Linked DNA regions of Mus musculus: region 1 is linked to region 2. A link is a loop called in an ENCODE intact Hi-C map of the cell type or tissue named here. Cell type or tissue: left cerebral cortex. All regions are shown on one strand. Each heading gives the region's core, and the rest is flanking DNA. Links, peaks and the distances in the headings are about the cores only.

Region 1 (8,000 bases), core at 1-8,000, 80 kb after region 2:
TGCTGTTTTAGGTTGGATGAGAATGTCACACAGTCAGGTCTTTTTCCCTTCATCATGTTGCTTAGAGGTTCTGAGGCATCTGGTAGGACATACTCAGGTATGAATTAAATTCTATAGCCAGTGTGTGTGTCCACTGCCCCTACCCCAATGGTAGAATGTGCTGGTAATATCTGGCTGCACTCAGACTGGACATCATAAATCCACCCTGTGTTCCTGGCAGTAATAGGGCTGGGGGGATCAAGAGAGCTTCAATGTTGAAGAGGACTCCAGTGCCTCAGGTGGAAGGCAATTCTGATGGAGAGGTCCTGACGCCCTGAGAACACAGAGGACCAGCAGCCCTCCTTAGGGAGTCAGTGCGTATGCACCCTGTCAATCAGAAAGCTATTCCCTCTGGAAGTGGGGACATTCATGAACAACAACGAAGAACCTTGCCAATGCATAACCACCAGTGTTCGATGCCAGCAGGTCAGTTAGTAGTTCCATTTCCCCACTGCATACGTGGCATAAAATCCCTAGTTTGTACATAAAGGAATTCATAGGAAAAAAAATAACGTCTGTCTTGCAGGGGAAATGAGCTTTCACTTCCTCGATTATTTGTAACCCGCCTCTGACTATGACAGGGAAGATTTAGCCGTGGGCCAAGTACTCTGGACTTCATTCATTCTGCACGACCACTAATAGCTTTTCCTCATAACCACATCAGAGTTGAAATTGCCTCAGGAAACAGCGTTCCCCATCTCCAGTGAATTGCTTATCTCTCCTAAAGCAGACCACATTGCTCACGTTGTCATGTTTATGTATTTTCTGACGTAATAGAAGCTCTTAGACTACGAATTGTTCTAGAATATATAATGAATATTGGGGCTCTTTGAAAAGAACGCTATGGAAAACAACCAAATCAGACTCCTGTCACCAAAACAGAATATATATCGGACTGTGGATGTCATGAGGAGGCATGGCTTGTCCTCTCTGAGAAATCACATAGAGATTTTCCAATTCAAAACAATGTGTGTTTATGAAAATATTATACGAAGTTTGGAGCTGCTGGAAAAGCTGATTAGTTCCAAGGAAATAATAGATTCCGTAAGATCTCAGAAAGTCTGTCATTGAGAGAAGTCAGGGCAGGGACTTAAGCAGGAACCAGGGTATAAGAGCAGAAGCACAGGCTACAGAGGGGTGCTGCTAACTCACTGGCTTGCTCCCCGAGGCTTGCTAAGCTCACTTTCTCATAGTACCTGGGACCACCTGCCAAGGCATGGGCTCATAGTGGACTGGGTCCTCCTAAATCAATTAGCGATCAAGAAAATGTCCCCACAGACTCGCACATAAGCCTTTTTGAACTTGGCAACACAGTCAGGACTTTCCACGACTGTGACCATGGTCCAGATGAATAACCAAAATATTTGCTGACTGTAAAATAGAACAGATGTTACCAGGTTCTGCTGATCTGTACCTGACAATGACACCACTGTGGCTTTTACCTTTACAGACACTGCATTCCTGAGCTTTGGTGACAGACCTTTGGGGCAAGAGCTTATTATTGGTCCCCAGCTAATAAAAGACTCTAATTTGGCCTTATTGCATGGTGGTTTTATAACTTTCCCACCTGTGCTATAACAAGAGTATTGAAGCTTAAATAGCATTTATTTTCTTCTGACAACTATAATTCAACACATGGTATCTTGAAAATTAAGATGTTTACTTTGAAGACCTAAGACTGAATGTAATATTTCCTGGATCACCCCCCCCCCCCCATTTCTCTGTTTCTCTGTCTCTGTCTATCTTTCTCTCTCTCTCCCTCTCTCTCTCTCTCTCAAAAAAGAGATTAAAATTTTCAGTTATGTCTTTATACATAATCAGAGTTTAGGTTCCATGAAAATACCGTATCCTCCAAATATGTTTCCTACTAGCATCCCAAGGTGGATAACTGTGTCAGCGTTTTGTGACTATGACAACGTATCTGAGAACATCTCAGGGAGGGAAGGTTTACCTAGACTCATCGTTCAGAGGTTTCAGTCTGGAGTCAGCTGATTCCATCACTTTGGGCTTCGGGCAAGGTGAATGACCCAGGTGATGGAGGAAACTGTCTACTTCATGGTTCCTAAGAAATGGTGGAAGACTAGACGTGGTCACAGGACAAAAATGTGTATCCTTCAAGGGCTTGCTCCAGTGACCTGCTTTTCCTGTCTAGTCCTCCTGCCATCAAGTAGTTGATCCATTGATGAGGTTAGATTGCATATGATCAGATTACAATTCAAGGTCCTACCCCTGAACACAGCTGTGTCAAAGACACGGTCTTAATATATGAGCCTTTGGGGGATATTTCATATGCCACCATCAACAATCATGGCAGCATATACTCCTTTGTGACATAGTAATAGCAACCATATTTATTAGACAATTCACAAAGGATGGATCTAGGACATCCTTTGAGCCAGCCACAGGTTTTGAACCACCAAACATCAAGATCAGACACCTGAAGCTTCAATGTGGGAGAGGGTGATGACAATGTGTTTACTGAGACATCATATGTTGTGTTTCTTAGAAGTTTAGAGTGAAGATTTTCATAAAACTTAGAAGACATGAGAAAACACAAGATTTGTTTTGTGGTGATGGTGGCACCTGGGAATTTGTCAAACTGTATTCACTGGAAGACTCTTTAGGATAGTTAGTTGATGTCAAGTCCAAAGAAAACTCCATTTCTCCCAATTCTGGAGGTTAAACAAAAATTAGCATTCCTCAGGAATTTGTGAAGTTATCCCTCTCTACCAAAAAGAGCCATTTCCCTTATCACTGACAAAAGGGACAAATGACTTTCTCTGGTACCAAAGCACATGCTGGACCCAGGCTTCTTCATGATCACAAGTAACTGTTACACATTTCGGAGTCCTGTGCTGGCATCCAAGTTATTCTCACCTCCCCAACCATACCCTAAACTTCCCTAGCTCACAGGCTTCCCTGCCCTCAAATGCTCATTTCTCCCCGTAACCTTGCCATTTCAGCTGGACTTTCTCTTTGGTCCATGCTCTCGTCTTCCTCTTGTTCTTTCTCTCTCTGTGTCTTAGTTGGGGGTTTTATGGCTGGGAAAAGACACCAAGGCAACTCTTATCAAAGACAAATTTAATTGAGGCTAGCTCACAGTTTCAGAGAGTTAGTCCATTAAGGTCATGGAGGGGTGTGTGGCAGCAAACAGTAAGACTTGGTACTGGAGAAGGAGCTAAGAGGTCAGAAGGAGACTGGACCACACTGGGCATAGCTTGAGGATAGGAGACCTCAAAGCCTGCCCCCACAGTGACATACTTCCTCCAACAAGGCCACACCTACTCTAATAAGGCCACACTTCTTAATAGTGCCACTCCCTGGGTCAAGCATTTGAACGTATGAGTCTATGAGGGCCAGACCTATTCAAATCACCATCCTCTCTCTCCTCTTCTCTTCCTATTCTGCTTCTGCTTCTCTCTTGGCTGGTATAGTCTCCTGGCCAAGTTCATTCTACTACTTTATCTCTGCTCTGCACTCTTCCAGAGGGTTTGGCTGTTCTCTCTCTCTCTCTCTCTCTCTCTCTCTCTCCTCCCCCGTCTCTTTCTCTCTCTCCCTCTCCCTCTCTCCCATATCTACAAGGAAAACCTTTCCTTTAACCATACCATGGAGCAGCCGTGTTGTCAGTGTATACAGTTTAATACAGCTGATCAACTTGTAATGGATGGACTGTAGCAACAGAAGAGAAGACAGTAACTTAATAAAGACTTCTCTGGGGGACGGTTCTACAGACACTGAAAACCTAGTAATAGAACATCATCTAGTTATTTATGTCATAGCACAGAATAAAAAGGCAAAACTATGATAGGTAAAAATGAAAATGGAACAGAAAATTTTCTTCAGTCTCTTGAGTTCTATATGAAGAGAGTAGATTCCATCTTAAATGTAATTGTCACATCCAGAGTGTTTATTTCTGAACAAAATAAACCTAGAAGCAATGATCGTTCCCCACTCATGCAACAGCTTTTGTCTGGAGGGAAATAATAACCCATGCAGAGATGTGAAACTAACGTTCATAGAGTGACTCACTGTGTTACACACTTTCTCCTTATTATCTATAACTACCCACTTGATGTGCATTATTCCAGCTTAGAAGAAAAGTGTGATTCAAACATGAAACTTTTAACTAAGGATATTGCCCAGGCTAGTGGTTTTGTAAGGTCCTGACTAATAGTCATCCTATGATGGACTAATAGTCACCCTATGATGAACTAATAGTTGCCCTATGATTATTAAATACTTGGGAAAATACTTGGTTGGGGAAGAGTAGAAAGTTGGGAATAAATAGCTGATATCTCAGAGTTCCTTGTCTCTCTCCTGTCTTAGGAAGGCTGGAAGGTCCTCTGGCTCTTAATTCTGGTGGTGAGAAGAACTGTCCCCAGAAAGCAGAGAACAGCTGGAGGGGCAGCCATAGGTCTGCAGTGTCAGGCCTGGCTAGAGAGGCAATCTGTACTGTCAGGCCTGGCAGGGTTTGTATTTTTTAATGACAGTTTCCACACTCTGAATTTTTCAATAAAAACAAATATTTGGGATTACAATAACAAGGCCAACTGACAAGTTTGGGAACAAATACAAATGACATTTGCAGTTAACACACCTAGATGCTGGGGACAGAAATATGTAGAAGTATTCATTTCCTCACCTCTCAGAATGGATTTGGGGGTGTGTCAGTACATGGGCAGATGGGCTGAGTGGAAGTCATTAAGAGAGAGCTTACTTAAGCCCTGAGTCTGTGGCACTGTCTACTCTATTGGGCCACACAATATTAAGAAGTCCTGGGTGGGTGACATATGTTCATATGTAAGCCCTTTAACTTTTCTTAAACATTCTAGGAATCTGTTGGTCTAAGCCTCATGAAAGCAGAATTTCTTAGGTGATAATAGCTGGGCTCCTTTTTGCTTGACACTCCATCATGGCTGGAAATCTCTAGTGATAAGAGAAGGAAGAAAGAACTTCATTTCCTAAATGTCAGCTGCCCTCCAAGTTTTACACGCTCCCTCTCTCCTTCTCTTTCATCCTTCCTCCCTCTTTTCTACCCTTTCCTCCTCCCTCTCTCCCTTCTTTCTTCCCTCCCTCCTCCCATTTCTCCCTCCCTCTCTTCCTCCCTTCTTTCCTAGAATCAAGTATAAATGTATGGGAGCCCAGCCAGCCACATTACCCATGTTAGCTAGCAGGCTATATTCACTGTTATTTACTCAGCCCTTCTGACAATGATGCACCATCACAAGGGTAAATTGTACGAGTCTGTTGCTCTTTTCCCTCGCAAAGGGGTGGTTATTTTCCAAGAGGCTCCTTAGCACCTCATTCAACAACTCTCCTCTCAGGTCCATCCCACTATCCTAGCAGACACTGGGCACCATGCAGACCCTTCTCAAATTGCCATATGGCATCACCCCTATGTGTTCTTCGTCACTGGTGGCTTTCACTTGTGTGTGTTGAATACCATCCTACACACTCCCAAAGCACTCTCTTGTTGAATCCTTGGATTGTTGTGAGGTATATACCATGACTAGCCACCATATCTGTGAGAGAAAAGCCAGAACACCCAGGAAGCATAGCTGCAGTGGACAGAGGAAACCCATGGGCAGTGGGAAGGCAAGGACGCTGTTGCTGGAGGTTCTGCTTTTGTCCAGCCTCCTGGCTCCTCAGGACTGATACGTGGCAAAGAGGAAGATGTAGCTAAGAGGAGTTTTGGATGGACTAGCCTGATGGTCATTGCTGCAGTTCACTGCCCGGAATGTCAGTACAGAAGGCGATTGCAGGGGGCTTGTCATGCTATTTCTGGATATTGTACTGTCATTTCTAATTAATTAATTAATTAATTAATTAGTTAGTTAGTTAATTAAAACTTAATTAATTATTATAATTAATTAATTAAATTTAATTTTGTGAGACTGGGTCTCTTGTAACCACAGTTGGTCTTAAACTTCTGGTTTTCTTGCCTCTGACTCCTGAATGCTGGGATCATAGGGATGAGTCACTCTGCCCAGTTCTTGATTCTTTTTTGTTTCCATAGTTGCATGCAGATTTGGCCCTCCCAATCTTATACTAGTTTGGGACAAGAATGAACAGTGCATGTGATGGTCTGTTTGTCTCCTTGTGCTTTTCTTGCTGCCTGAAGAACTTCTATTTGTGAAAGCTCATGGTCGATAGAAGGGGTTTGTGCAAGATTGCGCGCTCCAAGGGTGACTCCAGCCATCTTCAGTGTCACATGGAAAGCAGTGAGAAGCAAACACAAGCACCTGGGCACTGTCCCCAGTGCTCTACAAAGCCATTTATTAAACCACTGGGTTCTAATTGCTATGAAAAGGTTTGCTTTTGTGCCACAACTTTTCTTTTCTTTTCTTTTCTTTTCTTTTCTTTTCTTTTCTTTTCTTTTCTTTTCTTTTCTTTTCTTTGTTTGTGTTTTCGAGACAGGATTTCTCTGTGTAGCCCCGGCTGTCCTGGAACTCACTTTGTAGAACAGGCTGGCCTCCGAACTCAGAAATCCTCCTGCCTCTGCCTCCCAAGTGCTGGGATTAAAGGTGAGTGCCACCACGCCCGGCTAGCTTTTCTTAACATTGAAGTTTAAGCATAGAAATTCTCTTATTTTATATAACAGAGCAAGGCAGGTCGGAGAAGGGACATATAAGAACAGCTGATCATGGACCTCACTGAGCTAGCAAGCTGCAGTCCTCCTGCCTCTGTTCTAGCTCCTCCCTCTGGGTTCTTACCTGGAGCTCTTGCCCAAGTTTTCCACAGATCGCCAATGGATGGTCGCCTGGAAGCATTAATGAAAATAAACTCCTCCTTCCCTCCGTTGCTTTTGGCCATGCATGGGGTTTGCTACAGAGACAGGAAGCAAACCCAACTATATCCTTACCTACCTTCGGCAATATGGTGGTGATTTTTTTTCATTAGAGTATTATCTGTCCTCAAACTGTAATGCATAGGCTTCTCTCTCTCTCTCTCTCTCTCTCTCTCTCTCTCTCTCTCTCTCTCTCTCTCTCTCTCTCTCCTTGCTGTACAATGTACGGAGCAGCAAGAAATGCCATGCATTTTGCAGTGTATCATGTTAGCTCTTCCACTTAGCACCAGTCTAAAACCAGAACAACTCTGATAGACTCACAAATTACACTAGGTCTTTTTGAATAATAGGCACATTTCAGATCTTTGTATAAACCATTTCTCTTCCCAAGCCCTCCAACAATTACACAGCAAGAGATAGTTATTTTGGGATTGATTGATGGCTGCTAAGTAGAAGTGAATCAAGACCAGGGAAAGGCAAGCACCGTGTACTGAAGATGTTCTCTATTGCTAATTTGTTTTCTTGGTTGACGTTCCCTTGGGAGACGGTTTTGCCATGCATTTCTGGTGAGATTCCCCTACTGGTTTCAGTATTCTGGACCGGAAGGTGACTTTTCTAGGCTGTCACTGCTAGTTGCCCTGCTTGGTTGACTGAAACAATCGAATTACAAACATGTTTGTATCACGTGTATCCCAAGAGAACTACAGTTCTTAGTCCCACTCCCCCGCCTGTGTGTGTGTGTGTGTGTGTATGTGTGTGTTGGGGGTGGGGGGAGGTACTTGTGCATGGGTGTGCACAAGCAGGTGGAGGCCAGATGATAACCTTAGATATTACTCCTCAGGGTGTGTAGTCTACCCTAGTTTTTGTTGTTGTTGGTTGGTTGGTTGGGTTTCTGTCTTGGTTTGGTTTGCTTGTTTTTGAAATGGTCTTTCATTGACCAAGTAGGTTAGATCATACAGCAAGCCCGAGGGATCTCTCTCTCTCCCCCACCAGCACTGGGGCTGCAAGGGTGCACCAGTACATCTGGTTTATTTTAAAAAGAAATAATTTTCATTGAATTTGTGCTTTATAATTTCATACATGAATGCAGTGAAGTACATTCTGATTACAGTCACTCCTACGTATGCCCATTCCCACCTGGAAAACCCTCTCTCCTCACTGCAAATCTCTTCCC
Region 2 (15,648 bases), core at 7,649-15,648:
GCACCGTGGGTACAGGCACAATAGTTGTGCAGTACAATTTATAAGGAAGAGGAATCTCATAGTTATACATAGAATGGGCTTCGACCTGAATTAAGTGTGTCTGGATAGTGCAAGAAAAGAAAATAAATTTACTAGTATCTAAAATTGTCAAGCTATGCTAATGTCTCCTAAACTTAAACATTCAAGGGAAGAACACGTATGGTAGCTAGAAACGTGTTATGATGATGAAATTTGAAACAGTAGGTAGTCTCACTTCCAAGAGCAGGAGACTAGTGATTGGGAAAAGTTGCACTGATGTCATCAGGAAAACATTGAGAAGAACTGAGAAGTCAGATGACTGAATATAATCTGCTACCTTTAGTGCTGTCTAGTTTAATATCCTATCTTAATGGAGCACAGAATAATACGCCTGTTTACATAAGTCAGAATGCAGAATCTTCTCACTTGACCGTCTTGTGTGTCAGAGACAGAAATACCTTTAGGAAGTAGCAGGGCATTGTTAGATCTTTCCTCAGTTTTATCACACTGGGCGAAGTACTTCTCAGATGTAATGCTTGCGTTCACGTGGGAAGCGACATAACATTTGTTCTTCAAGAAGAATTGTTGAATTGAACCCTTGTGTACTGCAAGATCACTGTACATCACATACACACACACACGCACACGCGCACACACACACACACACACATACACACTGTGTTTAACACCCTGTTTACAATCCTCCATGTGTACTACCACACCATTTGGAAAGTTTGCTTGATTGCTTAGTTCTCCCTCTTCATCACCCACACTAACTCAGGCTCCCCGTGAGGTGATCCTTCTCACCCACGTGCGCATTGAAACCGCAGTGCCACGCAGCATCTGCTTGAGTTCCTTGCTGTGCACCCAGTGGGACCTCCTTTAAGCCATTAATCTAAGCAGAGGGTGCAGGAGGGATCAGGGTGCTACTGTTGGAGGTGAGAGGTTAGTGAGGCTCGCAAGAGCTGGTGACAGACACAGTAGGTAGAGAAGGCAGGGTTTGTAAAACAAGTGTGTGTGTGTGTGTGTGTGTGTGTGTGTGTGTGTGTGTGTGTGTGCTGGGTCAGCTCTCTCACTTTCTAGTGTGTTTTATTTCCAGAGCCACTTACTTAAATTCAGTCCTCCACTAAGGAAAAATTCAGTATCTGAAACAAGACTGCTCTGACCAAGAAGGCATGTGGGGCCATTCTCCTTACTCTCCCACCTCTTTCCTCTTTCCCTCTCAAAGGTGAAATTCTTGGATGTGGTGGTATACACCTGTAATCCTAACACTTGGTAGACTGAGGCAGAACGATACGGAGTTCCAGGCCAGTCTGGGCTACACAGTGAGAGTTGTCTCAAGAAACTAAAAAACAACCAAAAACAATCAATCAAACAACAAACAAACAAACAGAACACAAACCAAAAAGGAGAAAAGAAGGATGAAAATAGAAAATAAAAGAAAAAAAGGAAAGGAGAAGATAAGAAAAATCTCTAGAAACCCTTAAAGCCATACACAATGTAAAGGCGCAGAGACAGAGACCGGAAGACATCGGGAAGTTAAGAAAAGGGAGGGCCAGAGACATTTTCATAATCATAGACCTAGCTGGGATGTGGGATGTGTTCAAATGTGGGATTAGACCCTGGGTCCTGGCCTCCAATGTCTGACTTTTCTACTTTTTAGGCTGGATATGTTCAAGCACTTAAAACCAAGATCCACATCCTTTAAATTACCATCACCCATATTTAATGTCTGTCTTATAAAAATCTATAGCAATTTCATGGAATCAAATTTTTATTGTATTAAATCTGCTAAGAGCCTTAGGTTTAGTTATCCTTTTGGGGGTTTGGGGGTAGGATTTTGACATTGTGTGAAAATGCTGACTATATAAAAGACAAAGGTGGAAAAATGTGTGCCAATGTCTGCCATGGTAAGAATGTGTTCAGCTACAGTGGAAGACATTCATCAATTAATTTATTCAGTAAGTATCTGTTATACATTGTGGCATCTGGTCCCCAAAGACACCCTCAGTAAACATTGTCTCTAGGTATTCTTGCCTGGAAGTTGTAGGTTTGTTGGATTTAGTAATTAGCCAATTAAAATATTGTGTTGGCTTCCCCAAATATTTTGTTTCCGTATGAGTTATTGTTTTTCCAGCACCCAGTATCACTTTCCCTGCTAACCTCCACAGCTGAAGATCAGTCCACGGATTTTAGTTACAGCTACATGCCACGTGTAGATACCAACTTCTTCATCGTCTGCTTTGCTGTAGTGACAATATTTCAAGGACTTGGAACAACAACGGCCCTCTCCCCATTCTCATGGCATGTAGACTGTGGCCAGCTCTGGTTTGCTTCAGATGCCTTCCCATTCTGGATCCCTGATTCAAGCATTGACACTCCTGTTCCTGTTCCTGTTCCTGTTCCTGTTCCTGTTCCTGTTCCTGTTCTTACGTGGGAGGGAAGATCAAGAGCCCTGGAAGAGGCTCCCAGCGAGTCTCAAATAAAGCCACAATGCTCATTGTTCGTGCTTATGTTCCAAGACTCATTAAATGAACTCGAGACCCGAGGGATGGGAGAAGTCTTCTCCCCGCCACAGGAAAGACAGCAAGTCCTTCCAGCCACGCATGTCATGGATTGGAAGGAAGAATATACTGAATAATGCAGGCCAGTGACACACCACAGAGTATACTTGCCTTCCCTTTTCTCATGGTCATTGCCTACCATCCCTCTGGTGAACCCCGTCTTGTTGCATTTTGATGTAGCTGCTTCCCTGACTAATGGCATCCTAGGAAAGCTCTGCTTTGTTCTCGTTTCTGCTTCCTTTACTTCCTCATAGAAAGCGCTGGTGTGTCAGACTAGCTTATATCCTAGCTGGCAATGCTGCTTGCTGGCTTTGCCATCACTGTGTCTGTTCTGTGACGTCTCCAAGTCTCTGCAAGGAAAAAAAATCAAGCCATTGTAAAATCCGGTGGCTTGGGTTTTAGGCTAATGATGAAACTGTCCTGACATTTTACTCGCAGTGTGAAATAATTAGGGAACAGATTCTTTGAAGCTAGGACTAGAAGATTCTGATCTATTGTTATATCTGAGCGCCTCAGTCAAGATAATTGCTGTAAGAGCTAAAATTCAGATTTAGGAGAGAAAGCTCTCTTAACTGAATAAATAATGTCTTCTTTTTTTGAAAGAAAAAAAAAACATTTGTTTTATTTTACTTACTTATTTTAGTGCTAGGTCTCTGTTCTAAAGGGTTCCAAGGCTCCAGGAAATACTAATCTGTTGCCAGAATTCAAAAGCATTGACAACAACAAATAGGGAAATATGGCCACAAGGAATGGAAGCAAACTAGGCACTTTATGAAAACTACTGGGAATAAAAGGCAAGACTTACATTAAGGGAGAAAACTAGTTCTTAGGTTGGGCTGAAATGATTCCAAAACCTAGCATGATCTGCATTTCAAATAAACTGGCTTCTTGGAATTTTTCTTCCCCAGTTCAAATGAGTTTGCACTTTAAAGCTTGGGAAAATGTCATACCTCCTTAAACTTAAAAAAAAAAAAATCCACTAAGTGCTCGTGGGTGTTGGGCCATCCTCGGAGTGTGGTCAACCTACTAGGGTCCACACCCGAAAAGCAAACAGACTCTCCTTCCAAGAGAAGCCATCAACTGTCCATAGCTCTTCTGCTAAGGGTGGGGGCGTACAATCACCTCCATGCTCCATGCTCCACGCTGTATCATCGACTGGCTTCATCCTGTGCAGGTCTTGTGCTGGCAAACACAGCTGCTGTGAGCTCATGAGTGCAGCTGTCCTGTCGTGTCCAGAAGACACTGCTTCCCACCAGCCCTCCTGAGCTTCTAGATCTTAAAATTGTTTTGCCCCTTCTTCTGAGTTGTTCCTGAACCCTCTGTGTGTGTATGTGTGTGTGTGTGTGTGTGTGAGAGAGAGAGAGAGAGAGAGAGAGAGAGAGAGAGAGAGAGAGAGAGAGAGAGATCTAGTTGTCCCATTTGTGGCTAAGCACTTTACAGACACTCTGCATTTCAACCAGCTATGGGTACCTGCCTTAACAAACATCTACTGTACTGTTGTGATATGAGAGTCGCATTAAACATAATTAATGTGGGTATAGAAGTAATTTAGAGGGCAGTCTGATATTATGCCCACATAGCAAAATAGTTCACTCCTCACTCCTAGGGTCTATGAACACAGCAACCACGAATTCTTCACCCAATTTACAGCACCAGGCATGTGTTTCCTCCTATGGAGTGGGCCTTAAATCCAATTAGAAAGTAGTATGTTACCCCCATAATCTTCATGCCAGTCCTGTATCTTTGCATAACTATGGTGGCTAAAGAAATTCCATTTCATGCTAGGCATCCATCTTGGTACACACTAGCTGTTTGTCTCTGATGGCAGCCCCTGGACAATAAGTTTCCAGCAACCCTGGCTCAGTGATCCCTGACCCAGAAATATATAGCCACGACCGTCTGCTTTATTATGATCATGACGAACTGCTTTTTTTTTTTTTTTTTTTTTTTGGCTTCTGTAGCCAGCTTATGCAGACATTCAAGGACTATTTTGAGGTCACCTTGACTACCTAATCTCGGCAGAACAGAACAGCTCTTGACTTGCTTGGGCATGCTCAAGGTCTTGTTGTAACCTTTGCCTTTCAAACTCCTTCCCTCAACCCCCTTCAAGGAGGAGTCTCTAATTTTGTTCAACGATGGCTGTCCTGCTAGTAGCTTCAATAAATTCAACTCACTGTAGTGCTGATGAATCTGGTGTCTTTTCTAGGGAGTCTCAAACTCCACAACAGCTCATAAGGTTCACAGCTGGGTAAGACTGTGGATGACACCCCTGTCCCCTCCAGCAGCCCACAGAGCACCTTCTGGTACTATGAACACTATTCAACCTTGAAGGAGCTTCCTAGACAGTAATTTGACTCATCCATGTCTTGTTATCAAAGTGTGTATGGAGCAGTTTAATGAAATGATTTGCACAAACAAACATGCTTGAATCTCTCACCATTGTCAGTGTCAAATACCCTTGGCAGCTAAGGCTGAAGCTCATTTGATAGCGGGAGATTGGATAGAACTCTGGCTCAATACAGGATTGGACAGATACAGGCTAGGGCAGTCCCAGGGCATGAGACATTTCAAACAGGTCTGAGCTGTATTTTTATATTATGCAGCTCCCTTTCGGAATACAGGTACCATATTATAGCAGTATTGAAGGTATTCCACCAAGAGGGGAGTCACATAAAGAAGACATGGTGGATGGACACTTTATGGAAATAGACTCCTCAGAGAAGAACTAAACAGCCCCAGCCAGCACTGAATCCCCAGATATATACAGGGGGTCTGTCAGCAAAGCCTGGCTTCTATCTGAATGCAGCCACATGAGTGATCTCAATTAATGCTAAGAAGAACAGATGAAGCAAGGGTTAACCAACACATCTGTAAGATGCAGAAAAGTCATTGTTCTAAGTGAATAAGGTCTAAGGTGGTTTGATATGTTTCGGGCCCCCTTCCCTATGTGATGATCCCAGAGATCACCCAACAAAAGCCAAGGATTGCTTTAGAGGATAAAATCCCCTGCATTGGAGGACAAAACAGTTACGGGCCGGGCAAGCTTGGGAGACAGGAGCTAGAGATTCAAGAAATTAATACCAAATTATGGGATGTTTGAAATAGCATATATTCTCAGGTATGATAGTCCCTAGGAGATTTGACTGGCCATGCAAAGTCTTATAATATCATTATGTACTCTCACAATATCATACCTCTTCAGTAGGATTGCTTACGTTCATGAGGGGGTTCTGTAGCCTGCAACTGCCGATGTAGAGTGTATTATAACAGTGTTGATGGAATTAGCAGACGAGCAGAAGAGGGCAGAGTTACATAGAAGATTATTTGAGGTATTTCCTAAGGGAAATGCAGTTGTGTTTTATTTCTTAATGGGTCTTCTTTGAGGTTCTGTGTAGGTTTGAACACTTTCCTTTTTCGGCTCTAGGCCTGAGCTAGCCCCTGTTCCGTCTCTTTCTGCCTAGGTTAATTGACCTATAGGGTTCTGTCAACAGGTGCCAATGCTTCTAGGGAGGTCTGATCATTGACAGGAAGGAGGGGTGAAAATGAGCACGAGATATGTCTTCGTGATATCCTCCTTCTAGATAGGGCAGAGTTCTCAGTGTCCTGCGACAGCCATCTCTGAGCACTTCAAGGCAGCTACCCCTTTGCAAGTGTCTCTCTTGGGTCCCTGAAACCTTTCTTTCTGTCCTATGATCAGGGTGATTTCTCTGTAGTTGTGTCCTGGGTTGTTTAACTATCCCTGGAGTTTATCTATACTCTACCTTTTAAGTTAGCCTTTGTAATTTTGTCCTCTTAGAATTCCTCTGATCTGTGAGGGTTCTGTCTCCTGTTGGGACGCTGATGTTGTGAGGTGAAGAAGGGATGGATGGTGATTGAGGCACAGCAACACACAGCAGACTATGCAGCCTTCGTCCTCAGTGTTCTTAAACCTCCCAGCTTTCTACCTCAACAGCTAACACTTCAGGAACACCATGACTCCATGTCCCAGGCAGGGAACACAGATACAGCTAATTCAAAGCCAAATCAGAAGTGCCAAATCCATTCCCCCCAGGTCTCTCTTCTATTGCTCTTTCCACCCTGTCCAGTATTCTCAGCCCCCTGTTTCTTGTTTTGCAAAATGAGATCCAAGATCAAAGTCAGGGGCTTTAGGGTGAGTTTGCAGGTTCAGAAGTGTACTGGGCAGTAGTGGTGGTTGTACAACGATGTGAATATAATTAATGCCACTGTGTTGGACCTAAAAATGTTTCAGGTCATAATGGCACATATATCTTACCACAATGGGAAAATACATGTATGTATAACAAAACCGGAGTTTTTATTTCCGTCTTTTGTTTTCAGAGACTGGTGTGTTGTCAAACAGCATGCCTAATGAGCACGTCTAGAAGACTGTTTATTAAGCCTCTGCCTTGAGCACCTGGCTGGTTTGTGTTGGTCTGTGTTCTCTTCTCTGAGGATGCTTGGGGCCTTTCTTGCCATCACACCCAGTGGAACTGTTTTACCATCGACAGGACTATGCTAGGAAATGGATTTTTGATTTGTAAAAATTTTGTTGATGTATAATTCACTCATTTAAAGTGTATCGTACGGCCCAGCTTTGCAGAGTGGTGGTGCAGGCCTGTAATTCCAGATGCCGGGGAGGCTGAAGTTGTAATTTTTAGGCTTGCCTGGAATATAGAGTGAGCTCAAGAATAGCCTGGGAAAATTAGTGTGACCCTATCTGAAAAGAAGAAGTAAATGATGGCAGGGTGCATAGCTCAGTGCCAGGCCCGAGGGGCAGTCTCAGTACCACAAGATAAGGAACAGGGAACTGAGCACAATCACTGTTAGAACATTTTTATTATCCCACCCCTAAAAAAAAAATCTACACTTAGTTTTAGGCATTTTTCTTCCTTTTCTCATTCAGAAATTTGCCCTTTTTTTTTTCTCTTTCTAGTGGAGTTTCCTATTCTTTTGATATAAATGACATCATACAATATGACCCTTTGTGAGTGGCTTTTTTCACTTCGCATGGTGTTTTTATGCTGTCTATCTATCAGTACTTCATCCCTTTTGTGGCAGAGTGATATTTCATTGTATGACTATAGCACACTTGGTTTACCCATTAACTAATTGTTTTCATCCAATACTGGTAACAATGTAACTATCCATAATTTGGAAAAAAAAATCCTGGAGGTGGGGAGAAGGCTCTGTGGGTAAAAGCACTTGTCACCCAACCTGATGACCTGAGTCTGGACCCCCAGATGCCATGCAAAAGCCGGGCGCAGTCGTATAAGCATCTATAAACGCCATGGTCTATGGTGAGTGAGTGGGAGGTGAAGACAGGAGACTCTCCCGAAGCTTGTGGCCCAGGTAGCTTGGCTTATACAGTATCAAAACCAGCCTCTCCCCAAAAAGAGGGACAGCAAGACTCCTGGTCACCTAAAGGCTGTCCTCTGAGCATCACATGTGCCAGGGTACCCACACTCTCACATCTTGAGCACACGCACAAGCATGTGCACACACATACACACACGGGGGGGGGAGACACACACACACACACACACACACACACACACACACACACAGAGACCACTCATTTACTCACACTCATAAATCCATACTTGGAACATTTGCAGACTTCCATCGTACACACATTTCCATCATGGCTGACCGTAGGCTGGATGGTGGAACTGGACATTCATTGGAAACAGAGGGCAAAATAGGCACTTGTGAGCCCCTACTAGCCACTTCTAACAAACCATTAGCCATCCCTCCGATAGGTCACTGAAGTGAGCAGAGCTGTGACTGTAGGCAGGAAGGTTTCCACACACCAGTAGGAACACTAATGACACACACAGTAACCGATAATGTTTATTAAGCACGTTCTGTGATGGGCACTGTGCGGAATATTGTTTTTTCCCCTTTAATTCTTCATCCCCACTCACCTTCTTGGCAGCTATCACTTCCTAACAGACAGCATTCGGCTCCTGGCTCTCTGCCTCTAGTTGGTCTCCATGCTGTGCCACAGATACCCCACCGTGTTCCTTCTTGTAATGTTAGCGTGTGCTTCTCTGACCTGGTGTGTGTTGTTCAGGCTGTAACTCGGCTCAGTTTTCATCAGGTTTCTGCTGAGCTGTCCCCTCCTCAGAAAGGCTTGCTCACTGCCTCTTCCCGTTATCCGACTCTTTCCTAAGCTTCACTCTCCGTGTTCCCTATCACAGACACCCTGTTTCTCTGTGTATTTTTGTTTTTCTTCATCTTATAAGCACCAACTTGAATAGGTTGGACTTCACTATCTATCTATCTATCTATCTATCTATCTATCTATCTATCTATCATCTATCTATCTATTCTTCAAAGACTTATTTATTTTTCTTTTATGTCTTGCCTGCATGTATGTAGTGCACCATGTGCGTGTGTGCCAGGAGCCTATGGAGGCTAGAACAGGGCATTATTAGATCCCCAGAATCTGGAGTTAAGGATGCTTATAAGCTTCCATTTGTGTGCTGGGAACCAGGTTCTCTTCAAGAGCAGCAACGCTCTTGACTTTTCTCCAGCCCCTATCATCATCATCATCATCATCACCACCACCATCATCATCATCATCACCAGCAGCAGCAGCAGCAGCGGCGGCATCCATGGAGCTCAGGCTGGCCTTGAACTTTTGATCCTGATGCTTCCAACTCCCAAGTGCTGGGATTATGTACCTGCTTCATGTAGTGCGTGCTAGACGAGCTTTCTGCCAATCGAGTGATATCATCAGTCCTGGATTACAGCTTCAGAGGAGGGCATTGAAAGCTGTGTGAATCACACATCGATAAAGTTTCTTTCTTATAATTTTTGTTTAGTTTTCTTTTTTAATTAGATATTTTCTTTATTTACATTTCAAATGTTATCCTCTTTCCTCATGTTCCCTCTGAAAAGCCCCCTATCCCATCACCCTCCCCTTGCTCACTAACCACCCACTCCCGATTTCCTGTCCTGGCATTCCCCTACACTGGGGCATCGAGCCTTCACAGGACCAAGGGCCTCTCCTCTCATCGATGTCCAACAAGGCTACATATGCGGCAGGAGCCATGGGTCCCTCCATGTGTACTCTTTGGTTGGTAGTTTAGTCACTGGGAGCTCTGGGGGTACTGGTTGTTTCATATTGTTGCTCCTCCAATGGAGCTGCAAACCCCTTCAGCTCCTTGGGTCCTTTCTCTAACCCCTCCATGCTCTGACCCCATGCTCAGTCCAATGGTTGGCTGAGAGCATCCATCTCTGCATTTGTCAGGCACTGGCAGAGCCTCTCAGGAGACAGCAGTATCAGGCTTCTGTCAGCAAGCACTTGTTGGCATCCACAATAGTGTCTGGGTTTGGTGACTGTATATGGGATGGATCCCCAGGTGGGGCAGACTCTGGATGGCCTTTCCTTCAGTCTCTGCTCCACACTTTGTCTCTGTATCTCCTCTCATGGGTATTTTCTTCCCCTTCTAAGAAGGATCGAAGTATCCACACTTTGTTCTTCCTTCTTCTTGAGCTTCATGTGGTCTGTGATTTGTATCTTGGATATTCTGAGCTTCTGGGCTAATATCCACTTATCAGTGAGTGCATATCATGCGTGTTCTTTTGTGATTGGGTTACCTCACTCAGGATGATATTTTCTAGTTCCATCCATTTGCCTAAGAATTTACAAAACAACAACAGCCATTTCCTCCATCCTGCTGTGTTGTGAATAACAGAAGTAAAGGCTTTTCTTATATTCACATTGGCGTTCTCATCCCGGGGCTACAAGGATTAAAAGCAGGTGCATTTGGAATTAAATTCTTTGAATACCATTCATTTATTCATTTATTTGTTGTGTCTTGGTGGTAGTGGTGGGCAGCACTGAGGTCAGAGGACACATTTGAAGTAGGTGTCAGTTTTTTTTTTCCACCACACACATCCCTGGATGGAACTCTGGATGGCAGGCTTGGTGGCAAGTGCCTGTACCAGATGAAACATCTCACGGGCCCACTTGGAACTCTTGAACCAGCGTTCTCGATTCCTTGTGTTGTCAGAAGAGTACTTAAAGGGCACTCGACCTCATCATCCACTTTCTTGTTTCTGGTCTCAGTTCTGGCACACGTGACTCAACTGATGCATGGGAGACGACAGTACAGTGACATGGTCCAGAGGATGCCTCCCTGGAGAGCCAAACTTAGGCACCTACATGCCAGCTGACTGCGAGCCCCGTGTTAAGTTACTCAGTTGTCCAGCATTTTCTATCTTTAAAGTGGGATAATAAAACTCTGTGTCATGGGCCTGTTGAGAGAATTTAATTATTATGTTCTGATGTCCACTTACTATGGTCATCAACCTAGGTCTGCCATATGGAGCCTCTGAGAATCCACGCTGGCCTCCTCTGCTGCCCTCTTCTGTCTCTCACCTCTGCGATTCCGCAAGAGCCTCTCTGTTGCCCTGGTTCTGCATCGGCTTGGTTCCAACAGAAGCAGAGGATTCTCCAAGAAAGGATCATCACCCTGCTCCTCTTTGCCTAACTTATAACCAGCTGTTATGAGTTAGCAGATCCGAAGGAAGCCTAGGGCAGGGCCAAGAGGAGTCTGTCTCTGTGAAGATATCTCTGTGCATGAGCCCCAAGACGTTGTGACTTTTGAGAAAGATCTCAGGAGGAGAAGGCAAGGAATCTCTCCGTGAAAGGAAGAGGACCGATAGATCTAGTGCACATGGGAAAAGGAGACCCGTGGTCCTCAGGCCCACTTGCCACGGGCCCCTGCTCTAAGGTTCTCCCTAAATCGGGGTAACCGAGTTTTACTCCTTCCTTCAATGTACAGCTCCCCTTCGTCACTGAGAGAAGGGCTGTGGTGGCGAATATCCCCGAGTTTCCTTAGATTTGAGAATCTCTTACACAGAGAACTTAAGGGGAACTAGTTTGATTAATATGTATTGCACGCCCACAGAGTGCTGGGCAGTCCGAGGAACCGAGTAAACTAAAAGTACAGTCTCATCCCAGAAAAAGAAACTGACTGACTCTGGGGACCCTCATTTCTTCGGAGCGCACTTTGGATTCTGATCCTCACAAATCATCAATATTTCTCAGTACTTGGACTCCCACCGAGCTCCCCAGGGCCTTCTGGAAAGCTGAAGGATGGGGCAAGGGGGCGGGGGGGGGGGGAAAGAGAGCGGAGCGGATCCGGGCGGGCTGGGGAGGTGAGACTGGAAGGGCGGGGGAGAGGGGACACCTAGGTGCGTTCCCCACTCGGTACTGCACAGAGACTCTTCCAGGAACCGCCTGGCACCCTGGGCGGTGGACTTTGGCTGCTGTGCGCCCCGTCTGCTCCTCCCCTCCCATCCCCAGCAGGCTCAGAGCTTCACTCCGGGGCGTGTCCTGCCTACCTCGGGCTCACAGTGGTCCACTCAGCCGGCTCCAGTGGCGGTGGAGCAGCGACTGGCTGCGGGAGCCGGAGCAGAGGTGGCGCGAGCCGCGCGGGGAAGCAGCGGTGGCCGCGGCAGGCACCTGTGCGGAGCAGGAGGAGCAGGGCTAGGGTGGGTGGCAGCTGCCGCTCTGAGCCGCGGAAGGAGCAGGTATCTCCCAACTGGGATCCTGCTGTTCCTGTCAACCTCCGGCTGCCTGGCAGGAAGGTAGTGCCGAGCTGGGGACACTGGTGTGGGCAAACATGTGCAGCAACAACTAGAGGCCTCGGGACAGGTTAACGTGTGGTTCCAGAGTAGAGAGGAGAAGCAAGGGGTGCCCTGGACCATGGCAGCCTCCCGCCTGGACTTCGGGGAGGTGGAAACTTTCCTGGATAGGCACCCAGAGTTGTTTGAAGATTACTTGATGCGAAAAGGAAAACAGGAACTGGTGGACAAGTGGCTACAAAGGCACACTTCTGGACAGGGGGCTTCAAGCCTGAGGCCTGCCCTGGCTGGCGCTAGCAGCTTGGCTCAGAGCAATGCTAAAGGCAGCCCTGGCATAGGTGGTGGTGCTGGACCCCAGGGCTCTGCCCACAGCCATCCCACGCCCGGTGGTGGGGAAAGTGCTGGGGTTCCCTTGAGTCCCAGTTGGGCCAGTGGCAGCCGGGGTGATGGCAGCCTGCAGCGGAGAGCTTCGCAGAAAGAGCTGAGGAAGAGCTTTGCCCGCTCCAAAGCCATCCATGTGAACAGGACCTACGATGAACAGGTGACCTCCCGGGCCCAGGAGCCCCTGAGCAGTGTCCGGAGGAGAGCCCTGCTCAGAAAGGCCAGCTCTCTGCCCCCCACCACAGCTCACATTCTAAGTGCCCTGCTGGAATCGAGGGTGAATCTGCCTCAGTATCCCCCTACGGCCATCGACTACAAATGCCACCTCAAAAAGCATAACGAGCGCCAGTTTTTCCTGGAACTGGTCAAGGACATCTCCAATGACCTTGACCTCACCAGCCTAAGCTACAAGATCCTCATCTTTGTCTGTCTCATGGTGGACGCTGACCGTTGCTCTCTCTTCTTAGTGGAAGGGGCAGCTGCTGGCAAGAAGACGTTGGTCTCCAAGTTTTTTGATGTGCACGCAGGAACCCCACTGCTCCCCTGCAGTAGCACAGAGAACTCAAATGAGGTGCAAGTCCCCTGGGGCAAAGGTATCATTGGCTATGTCGGGGAACACGGAGAAACTGTTAACATCCCGGATGCCTACCAGGTAGGACCGCTTGTCCTCGGCTCCCCAGCCCACTGGCTTGGCAGCCATGCCTTCCCTCATCCTTTGACCACCAGGACCACTTCTATTTGAACCCTTTGCAGATGTTATTTAAGTTCTTTCTTGAGTTTTGTTAGAGTGTTGTATCGTCTTTGACAGAATGGTGCTTTCCTAGCACAATGGCTTATGGGAAGTTAATATATCACTCGATAATACCACGTGGATCTCTGTCAAGATGTAGCCTTAAGATGTCTGTCTGTATGGCTTTAGAGTGGATCTGTGAACTTCTAGAAAGAGATGTAAACTCCAGAATCTCAGTGTTATCGTGAAGAAAATGGGTGTTTTGTGTCTCTGGTGTCTGTGGGGGATGGGGGTGGAGAGGCGGGGTGGGGGGTGAGGGTGGGAAATAGCGATTTTCATGTTGTAGTTCAAGGTTGGAAGGGGAACAGGGGACCTAACTACATACTTGATGCCTACGGTTCCTCTAGCTTAAATTTGCTTGAGTTTCAAGGTAGGAAGACAGGGACCTGTGACTGGATCTGTGACCCATTCAGGTCTTCTTCATATCTGCCTCAGTAGAGTTTAGAGAGGTTGGACAAATAAAGGGACAAGCCACTTTCAAGCTTGGCTACAGCAGGCAGCTCTCAATAGGGGGAACCAAGTAGAGGTTTAGTTTATGAAATGCCCCCATTGGTATATTTTTAGCAACTGCCAAGGCAATGGGAGCAGTGGACACGCTAGATTCAAGTGGATAAGCAAGCCCAGCAGGCTGTTGTCTGGTTGTCCTGTCTTTTCCTTTTTACAGTGATTTGAACTTGGTATTGGATGCTGGATCTGAAAGGCAGTCAGTTCTCATTCCTTCAGTTCCTGAGTGGTGGAGCTGGGTTCCTGAGAACGGAAAGTTCTTTCTTACCCTTGGTCCCGTGGTCATCTCACGACTATATCTTGTCTCAGGGAGGCATGTGTTTCTCTAGAGTTTGGGTGCTTTTGAGAACAACTGCAAAAGTTTGTGGGAAGGACATTTATTCTCCATTCCATCTGAAAGGTTACAATTCTACACAGATCCAGGGAATGGAGCCTCAACTAAGTCTCTGAGTTTTGTGAGATGTCTGTCAGCAATGCCCCTCTAATAGCAAGCAATGCCTAAGAAGACATTTTGTTAATCTTTTGTTATTGATTAGTTAACGTTATTCTCTATATCCTTCTGAAAGACTCTGAGGATGAGCAACCTAATTATGATTTTCAATAACTACCTACCTCTGTAGTCCTAGAAAGCCATGGGAAGAAATGAAAACATTTAGTAATTGATATTTTGAAGAGTCCCTAAGATATCTGTAAAGATCACAAGTTCTTTCCCACACTTGCTACAACCCTGCTGTGTGCCCCAGCTTCAGATGTCCCTCCTGGGTTGGATGATACCTGTAGAATCTTGGACAGTGGGCTTTGTTATTGCCCTTACATTTCTTTTCATCCACAATCGGGTTTCCCCCTCCTATTTCTATGGCTCTCTCTGTAACTGTTCTCTTTGTGCTCACAGCTTTCATTTGATATTGTTCAGATATGGCACTTTGTTCAAGACCATACTTCCTGGTGTTCTCAGCTCCGTGCCTGTCTCCTTGATGCGGAGAATTGTGGCTGTGGAAGTTGTCGTGGGCAGAGTAAATCAGGTTTTCTGTGGCTGTTGCTTCCTGTGAGCTTGGCCTTTATCCTGCAGACCAAGTGTAAAGCAAGTTGCTGTTTTGTATTTGGAAGCTGCCTTGGGAGAAGGCAGGTTTTCTTTTTCATTTCCCCCCAGGGCAGTAACAGTGGCTATAAATAAGGCAGGTTTGTTGTAGACTTGAGGATGGCAGGTGCGGTGCTCCAGGGAGCCCGAGATCCCGGTCACTTTAGTTTCAGTTGGTTTTGCTGAGAAAGGATTATTGTTGTTGTTGTTTGCTTTATCATCGGCTTCTGCTATGTATTTGTGTATTTATAGTTGTTGTGTTTTTTATTGTACTTATGATATTCTCGGATGAAATCATTTTTCCTTTTGTTTTAATGCATTATTGTCACCATTAGAGGGGTCTAAACAGAATTACTTAATTTCACAGTCTTTATTTTCCATTCCCAAAACGGGACAGATACATCTACCTGGCAACTGTTACCATGTGGACATGCGATGAGATGCTGTACCGAAGTTCCTAAGATGGTACTTTGCACAAGGCTATTACTTGAGAAATGGCAGCCGTCTGTGATGATGGTGCTGGTGGTGTTGTTCCCTTATCTGAGAATGGGCTGTGAAGTCAGGACATTTTACCAATCTAATCTCTCCCTGAGCCAAGCTTCCTCCTCAGGGTAATTGTTTTAGAATCAACATTAAATCCAGAGACTTTATAAACAAAACAATCATTCTTCTATTTTTTTAAAAAAGATTTATTTATTTACTATTTTTACAGT

What was found. Hi-C counts contacts between places; a loop is a spot of excess contacts. Peaks named below come from ENCODE experiments on the same cell type or tissue, not always from the same donor. Only the 100,000 strongest peaks of a DNase experiment are listed, where the experiment ranks them.
Region 1: it touches region 2 in a loop (8-fold over the local background); 4 of 42 quality-filtered maps call a loop at or near these places.

What each region holds. Positions count from the first base shown.
Region 1 is chr2:76,255,571-76,263,570 of GRCm38, reverse strand. The region is part of intron 2 of Pde11a (phosphodiesterase 11A); the gene reads left to right. Among named protein-coding and RNA genes, the nearest start is that of Pde11a, 79 kb to the left of the region's middle. In left cerebral cortex, for the core only: no CTCF peak of the experiment used is centred there; no DNase peak of the experiment used is centred there.
Region 2 is chr2:76,335,263-76,350,910 of GRCm38, reverse strand. It overlaps Pde11a (phosphodiesterase 11A), which reads left to right and starts at 11,973. Exons shown (of 20, transcript NM_001081033.3): 1 at 11,973-13,215. The coding sequence starts at 12,304. In left cerebral cortex, for the core only: no CTCF peak of the experiment used is centred there; a DNase peak (open chromatin) is centred at 11,977; H3K4me3 peaks cover 601 bases.